Linked DNA regions of Homo sapiens: region 1 is linked to region 2. The links are chromatin contacts, found by Hi-C or POLR2A ChIA-PET in ENCODE. All regions are on one chromosome and are shown on one strand. The core of a region is the stretch at or near the end of the contact, and the rest is flanking DNA. Distances in the headings are between cores, read along the strand shown.

The links. Hi-C counts contacts between places; a loop is a spot of excess contacts on that map. ChIA-PET counts read pairs that join two places held with the same protein, here RNA polymerase II (POLR2A). Pooled maps may share reads with other maps.
Region 1: a loop to region 2 is called in a map of CD4-positive, alpha-beta T cell, with 4 times the contacts of the local background. The contact joins the promoter of RGL2 here to the promoter of NEU1 in region 2. A Hi-C loop is called at or near these places in 1 of 168 maps with a recorded cell type or tissue (CD4-positive, alpha-beta T cell), 3 of 37 single-sample maps with no recorded cell type and 11 of 50 pooled maps. POLR2A ChIA-PET finds 5 or more read pairs at or near these places in 1 of 52 experiments (B cell).

The regions. Positions count from the first base shown.
Region 1 is chr6:33,296,899-33,300,251 of GRCh38, forward strand. RGL2 (ral guanine nucleotide dissociation stimulator like 2) reads right to left here and starts at 2,044. Exons shown (of 18, transcript NM_004761.5): 1 at 1,972-2,044; 2 at 1,557-1,753; 3 at 134-217. The coding sequence starts at 1,712. It overlaps TAPBP (TAP binding protein), which reads right to left. Exons shown (of 8, transcript NM_003190.5): 8 at 2,796-3,353. RefSeq lists enhancers at 395-922, 1,009-1,509, 3,212-3,353 and a silencer at 2,277-2,455.
Region 2 is chr6:31,860,805-31,864,427 of GRCh38, forward strand. NEU1 (neuraminidase 1) reads right to left here and starts at 2,017. Exons shown (of 6, transcript NM_000434.4): 1 at 1,814-2,017; 2 at 1,195-1,387; 3 at 384-646. The coding sequence starts at 1,972. It overlaps SLC44A4 (solute carrier family 44 member 4), which reads right to left. Exons shown (of 21, transcript NM_025257.3): 21 at 2,388-2,944. The coding sequence ends at 2,823. RefSeq lists enhancers at 2,198-2,823, 2,824-3,447, 3,448-3,623.

The DNA of each region.
Region 1 (3,353 bases), core at 794-3,293, 1.4 Mb after region 2:
GTCTTGGCCTATGTCACACAGCAGAGTCCAGGACTCCAGAACTCCAACCTAGCACTCTGGCCAGAAAGTCAGCCAGAGGAAGGAAAACTGGGAATGAAGAGTCAGAGGTGAGAAGCTAAAGTCATGATCTCACCAAGGGATCAAGAGGTCGATATTGGCGGCTTGTGACGGTAAACACGGCACCATCCTCCTCCTCATCCCAGACGGACACAGGGGCCTGGAGGAGCAAGGAAGGGGAAGTCAGACAGTTCCACACCACCCCCCATTGCCCTCAGCCTTCACCCCAGGCCCTGCTCCTCCCTCTGTACCCCTCACCTGTGGTGGCAGGGCATAGTACCAGCGAGTGCGAGGAAGGGTTGGGGGAGCTGGTGACCCCAGGTCTCCCCCACTGGGGCCCAGACAGCCCCACCCCAGCCGCCTCAGGGCCCCGGTGGAGTCGAAGGGGCTGCAGTGGAGGCGTGGATGGAGTACAGGAATTCTGATCCTGGAGACCCCCAAAGCCCCTTCTCCCCAGAGCTGAACCCACACACGACAGAGAAGCAGGGTACAAAGGGCAGGAGAGGGAAGCGAGAGGCAGCAAGCCAGAGGCAGCGACTAGGGGTAGCTGAAACCTCAGTCCAGGCACTGCCGCATGCCCCGCCCCTCCCGGCCAAGGACTATACCAGCCCAGAGAATTAGTCTTTTTCAGGACCCCTTTCACCCTGGTCCCTCGGGTAGCGCCTCCACTATCTCAGCCCTAAGGGACCCCCGAAGGTAGCAGCTCCAATCCCAGTACAGGAAGGAAAAGGGGAAGTGGGATGATAGGGGGTTGGGGGCGGTAGACTCAGAGAGTCACGTGGCCCCAGCCCCTCCCCCGACCGATCCCGAAAAACCAGCCCTGCCAGTCAACCTGCCCTCACCTAGGATCTGGACCTAGGAGTTTAGGGCCTCGGGGCCCCAAATCCAAATTCTGGCCCCTCCTGAGGCCCGAAATCCTGCTCCTGGCCACCACCATTAATCCCTAATGAAAACAGATGACCACTCTCTACCCACCCTAGGATCTTTCCTCCAGGTCCCAGAACCGTGGCTTCCCGGCCTCTACCCAGGACCGGGGCGGGGCGGGGGGGCGGGGGGAAGGGGGAGAGAGGGAAGGAGGGGTCACGAAATCTGAGGGTTCCCTCCCCAATCCCAGAGTCAGAGGAGCTGGTTACTGTGGAAACAAACCCCTCCCCGCCAAACAAAAACAAGGAGGGAGACAGGGACCAAGACACGACTGCTCAGAGAGGTAGGCACACTCAGGCAGGCAGAGGTGGAGGGCCAAAGACCCGCAGGGACAGGACAGCCAGCCAGAAGTTCCAGGCAGGAACAGGGCAGGTTCCTGCGGGCAGGTCCTGAGTCACACTGACAGAGAACCACGGAGACGCCAGGACTCCCCGCAGCAGAGAAACGGGCCGACACCCAGGGAGGCGCGAGAATAACTGAGGCAAGGAGGAGGAGATGTAGGGACCCAGAGACAAGAGAAAAGTGGAGACTTCAGAAATACATACGCCCCCTACCTCCCACCACCCGCGTCTCACCTCTTCTTCTTCCTCCTCCTCTTCCTCCTGCCCCCCGCCCACGACCAGGCCACCTGGGCCCCCACCCTCTTCGGGGTCCCGGCTTCGGAAGCTGCTCAGTACGACTCCCCCGGGGGGGCTCGTGTCCAAAAGCAGCCGCAGGGGCCGCGGGAGCATGGCCGAGTGAAGGAATCAGCGGGGTCGGGCCATGGGGGCGCCTGGGGAGAGACGGGGTGGGGTGGGGGTGGAGAGTCAGGCAGGCGCGGGGGAACCGGGCAGGGAAGGGACGTGGGTGGGTGTCAAGAAGACCGGAAGGGAGTTCTGCAGGAAGGTTGGGGGAGGGGGCAACAGAAGGGTGGAATAGGGGGGCCCTTGGTGCTGTTGGGGAAGGAGGAGGTCACGAGTACGGGGACGCGCAGGGTGCTCAGGCTCTGACCTGCTCGGGAGGGGTGGGGGCAGCGTGGGTCCTGAGCCGCTGTTGCCGTCGGTCTCCGGCCCCGGACCGAGTCCCCTCCCCGGCTTTTCCGTACCCCCTTGAACCCCCCCGCCGGGCTCCTGGGCCCTCCCGCCCTTTCCGCTCCCCCCCGCGTCCGCCCGCTCCGAGAGCAGGAGCCAAAAGGGGAAGGAAGTGAGGACAGGAGCCAGGGCCGCGGACTAGGGGAGCGCTGGACGCTCAGGGACCAGGACCCAGGCGCCCGAGTCCCCAGCTCCACTGTCCTCCGCCTCTACACTCGGGGATTCTGGAGACCACGTCGACCCGCAATGAACTGGAATAAAGATTCCAGTCTCCAGCCCCTGGGGGAAGGCAGGAGCAGAATTTGACATTCCCTTCCCCAACAATAACACGGCTAAAACTCCCGCGGGAAGCGTTTCAGGCGGAGAGAGAGCCGGTCACTCCATCCCCACGGGATTACCCTCCCTACCACAACCCACGAATGTAGCTGACCGAAATCCCGGCCGGGTTTTCCGAAGGGCCCTCGATTCCCGCCCCCTCGGCAGGGGGCGGGGCAGGAAGCAGCCACATCCGGTTCCAGATTCGGCTCTCAGAGGCTTCCGGCGCCGAGACCGAGATCCCCGTCGGCTCGGTGTATCCTCGCTGGTGGAGTACCCTCTGCTTGAGCGCATCTCATGCGCCAGTAGTGGCGCCCGCCCCGAACGGTGTCGACGGGGCGTTCTCTGAGCGGTTCAGGGTCACTGGAAGGGACCAGAGGTGATTGGAATATTCATTGAGCTTGGAAAGGGGTTGGAATGAGAGAACCGTTTGGAAGCACTGGAATACAGCTTTATTCCTACACGATTAGACCCGTTACCCCGTGGGTCTGGCCGACCGTCCTGACTCGGAGATCCCTGAGCTGCGCCGCCGCTTCCTTCGTCAACATCCAGCAGCTACTTGATGAGCGCCCTCCAGTGGGCCTTAGGTCCCTATGCCGGCGCGGGGTTACAGCAGTGGACAGACAGGCCAGTCCCTGTCCTCGAGGAGCCCATGATCCGCGGGGAGACAGGCATTTAACGACGACTCACACGATCACTTAAATACAACTGTGGTGAACCGCACAAGAGGGACGCGCGGCGGTCTGCGGGGAATGACGAGGCCGACCTCGTCTGCGACCCAGGGAGGGCAAGGGTGGACCAGGCAAAGGGAACAGAGGACTGGGACCTGGAGGTGGGCGGGAGGCGTTTGGTTCATTGGAGGAAAGGAATAGCCCTGTGTGTGATGAGCATTGAGAGGAGGTCTGGCGAGCACCATCTAGGGCTGAAGAACTAGGCAGTGGCTCCAGCGCGGGGCGGTGGGGGGGACAAGTGAGCCAGGGCAAGAAG
Region 2 (3,623 bases), core at 767-3,266:
GGGTGTACAGCTGGACATGTGCACCAGGGGCCCAGCCACAGGGTGCATGAGAGCTTAAACCCAACCTGTGCTCACTCGCCAAGCTGTGCACCCTGGCACAGGCTTGTGTCTGTCCAAAGAGGCAGTGCCTTTTTCTACTTTGCATGAGGGTATTGCATGGACTAACGCAGTCCTGTTGACAATGCCAAATGGGAAGCCAATGGCAGAGTTCCCTCTTCTCCTGATAATGTGTTCCTACCAGGATGCCCTGTCTTTCAAGGAATCCCACCCAAGCCAGAAAATCTGACTTCAGAGAATCTTCCCCTTGGAAAGGAGTCCATTTGGGGGTATCCCTCAGACTCTCCACAAGGCAGCCCCCTCCACCTATCTCCTAGGACAGAGACCTGAATACCAGAGCCCGGTCCAGGGGCAAACACTTCAGTGCCAATATCCAGGGAGAGATTCCGGGGTGTGCTCCAGGAAACACCATCATCCTTGCTCCATACCAACATGGTAGAGGCCACCTGGCAGCCGGCCTTGTGAGCACAAAGGGAGTAGAAAAGAAATACTACTCCTGTCTCAACATCGCTCACTACTGCCCCAAGGTTCAGCCCATCGGGGACATCCCCATCATTGACAATGAACGCTGTAGGAGACCATGTGCTGCCTGAAAAAAATTGGAGGAAGAAACCCAGAGTGAGCACTCTGCAGGTACCCTTTCTACCACTTCCCGTTAATTTCCCACCTTCTGCTAGGGACCTCAGGCCTTCCGATGGTCCCAGGGTGCAATCCAACACTTGCACTATCTATACCTCTTGTCCTGTTTTATTTTTCTCCATTGCATTTATCACCTTGCAACAGACAAAAAAGTTTACTTGTTTATTATGCTTGTCTGTCTCCTTCCAGTACAATTTAAATCCTGAGGGCAGAGATTTTTGATCTGTTTTGTTCGTGGCTATATTCATGAAACCTAAAATAGTGCCTGGTATAGGTATATAGTACCCAATAAATGTTTGCTAAGTGAATGTCCAACTCCTTGGTGATCCCAATTTCCAGATCACTGTCCTAGACACTTGCCCTTCTCGGGTTCCCTCTACCCCTCAGGGACTCAGGCAACCAACCCTCTAAGTTCCCCTATCCTCAGGGCCCTTGGGCTCATTGGGCTGCCCACCCATCCAACCTAGCACCGGCTCTTTCACCCAGACATCTTTATACCCTGGTCCATGGACCTCCGCAGGGCGATGAACTTGGCCCCCTCATCGGATGAGGACATTTTCCTCGCCTCAGCAAAGGCGAGAAGAGTGCCCCGCGGAGTGGCTGTGATGAGCGGGATGCGGAAGGTGTCCACTGAGCCGATCTGTCTCCCGCTCACCCACAGCAGTTGCTCCATGGTCACCAGCGGCTGCACCTGTCATGGGAGGAGGAAGGGTCAACAAAGACAAACTTGTCTTGGGGGTTTTAGGAACCCACGTTCCGATGGGAGAGGGAGGATCTAATGGGGATCCCGAGTAGGGGATGGGGTCCCAGAACAAGAAAGAGGAACACGAAGGGGAGTTTGGAGCGAAGCTGGAGGCTCGGAGCAGGGGAGGGTCTACGAAAGGAGAAGGCGCCTTCAGGGAGGGAAGGGGACCCCAAAAGAGGAAGGGGCTCGAATGAGGAGAAGGACGGGGACCCGGAGAGGGAGAGGGGCTGGGAGCGGTAGGAGGAAACGGGGTCTGGGAGAAAGAAAAGGGTCCTGTCGCGGAAAGTCGGCTCAGCCGCCCGCGTTCCGGGGGACACTAGGTGTCGATCACCTGCGCGGGTCGGGGATGGGGCTATGCAAAGGGTGACTCACCAGACCGAAGTCGTTCTCAGCCTTGGACCAGGAGGCTGCCAGAGACAGCAGCAGGAAGATCGCGGCAAACACCCAAACCCTACAGCCTCCCCAGAAGCCCAGAATCCGCGGCCCCCAGCGTCTGTCCGGGAGCGCCGTGCTGGGTCGCTCCCCAGTCATCTCTCCCCGCAGCTGCCGCGACCCTGGCAGCTAGACTCCACAGAGTCGGGAGTCAGCTGACCCGGACCCTTTAAAGCGCAGATGTCACCCTTAAGCCCGCCCCGGTCTGGAGGCCCCGCCGCGCTTCCCGGACTCTAATTGGTCTTCAAGTAGCTCATCTCCTCCCACGTGATCACGCAGCATCTCGAAGCTTGCCCTTCCGATTGGCCCTCTTGGAGGCCCTCTTGGAGGCCCGGAGCGCGTGACCCGAACGGGAAGCGGACTGGCTGGGGTGAAGAAGGGACTGGCACCATCCTTATTGGGCTTTTTGATTGGCCGCGGCACCAGGACACGTCACAGGGGCGGGGCCGATTTTAAAGAGCCGGGCGCGGAAAAAAAAAGGCCGCCTGTCGTCGTGGAGAGAATGAGTCACAGATTTACTGAGTTAACAAAATATCTTTAATAAAATCTTTTTGTTTGTTTGTTTTGTTTTGGAGACAGAGTCTGTCACCCAGGTTGGAGTGCAGTGGCGCGATCTCGGCTCACTGCAACCTCTGCCTCCCGGGTTCAAGCGATTCTCCTGCCTCAGCCTCCCGAGTAGCTGGGATGACAGGTGCATGCCACCACTCTCGGCTAATTTTTGTATTTTTAATAGAGACGGAGGTTTCACCATGTTGGCCAGGCTGGTCTCGAACTCCTGACTCAGGTGATCCGCCCGCCTCAGCCTCTCAAAGTGTTGGATTACAGGCGTGAGCCACGGCGCCTGGCCTAAAACCTTTTTTTACCACAAAATGGAGACCTGTAAGGCGAAGTGAGGTTGGATGGCTGGACGGTGGGGGTGGGGTGCAGTCCTGGATCAGGGCCGGAGCTGTCACTTCTTCCTCTTCTTGTTGTCCGGGGGCGCCTCGTTCTTCTTGCCCAGAATCTTTAGAAGGCTCTTGGACATGTAGTAGGGCCGGTCCAGGGAGCCGTTGTTCCGCTCCAGGTCTTCCACTGAGCCGCAACAGAGACCGGTTAGAGCGGACCCTGGGGCCAGGAAATCGGGGACTGGGAGGCAAGCTGCCTGCGGGATTTGGAATCCAAGCTGCACCACCACCCTTACCCCCGGGCAGGTTATGTAATCTCAGTTTCCTCCTGTGAAGTGGGGTCGGGAATATTATGTTGCATAGAGCGATGATAAGAATTAGCGGAAAAAATGCATGTCAGTCGCTTAGGAGGAGACTGGCAAACCCTGAATGGATGCATGCTGTAGAGTAAGAAAATCCCCTGCCGCTACAGCCACCTGCTGGGAAGTCTCTCTAATGGCTCTTTTTTTTTTTTAATCTTTTTTCTTTGTTTTGAGACGGAGTCTTGCTGTCGCCCAAGCTGAAGTGCAGTAGCGCAATCTCGGCTCGCTGCAACCTCCGCCTCCTGAGTTCAAGCGATTCTCCTGCTTCAGCCTCCCAAGTGGCTGGGATTACAGGCGCCCGCCACCGCGCCCAGCTAATTTTTTGTATTTTTAGTAGAGAGGGGTTTCACCATGTGGGCCAGGCTGGTCTCGAACTCCTGACCTCAGGGTGATCTGCCCACCTCGGTCCCCCAAAGTGCTGGCATGACAGGCGTGAGCCACCATGCCTGGCCTCTAATGGCTAACTTCTACCCGAGATTTCTTAGGGAAGATAGCAGAGACCTC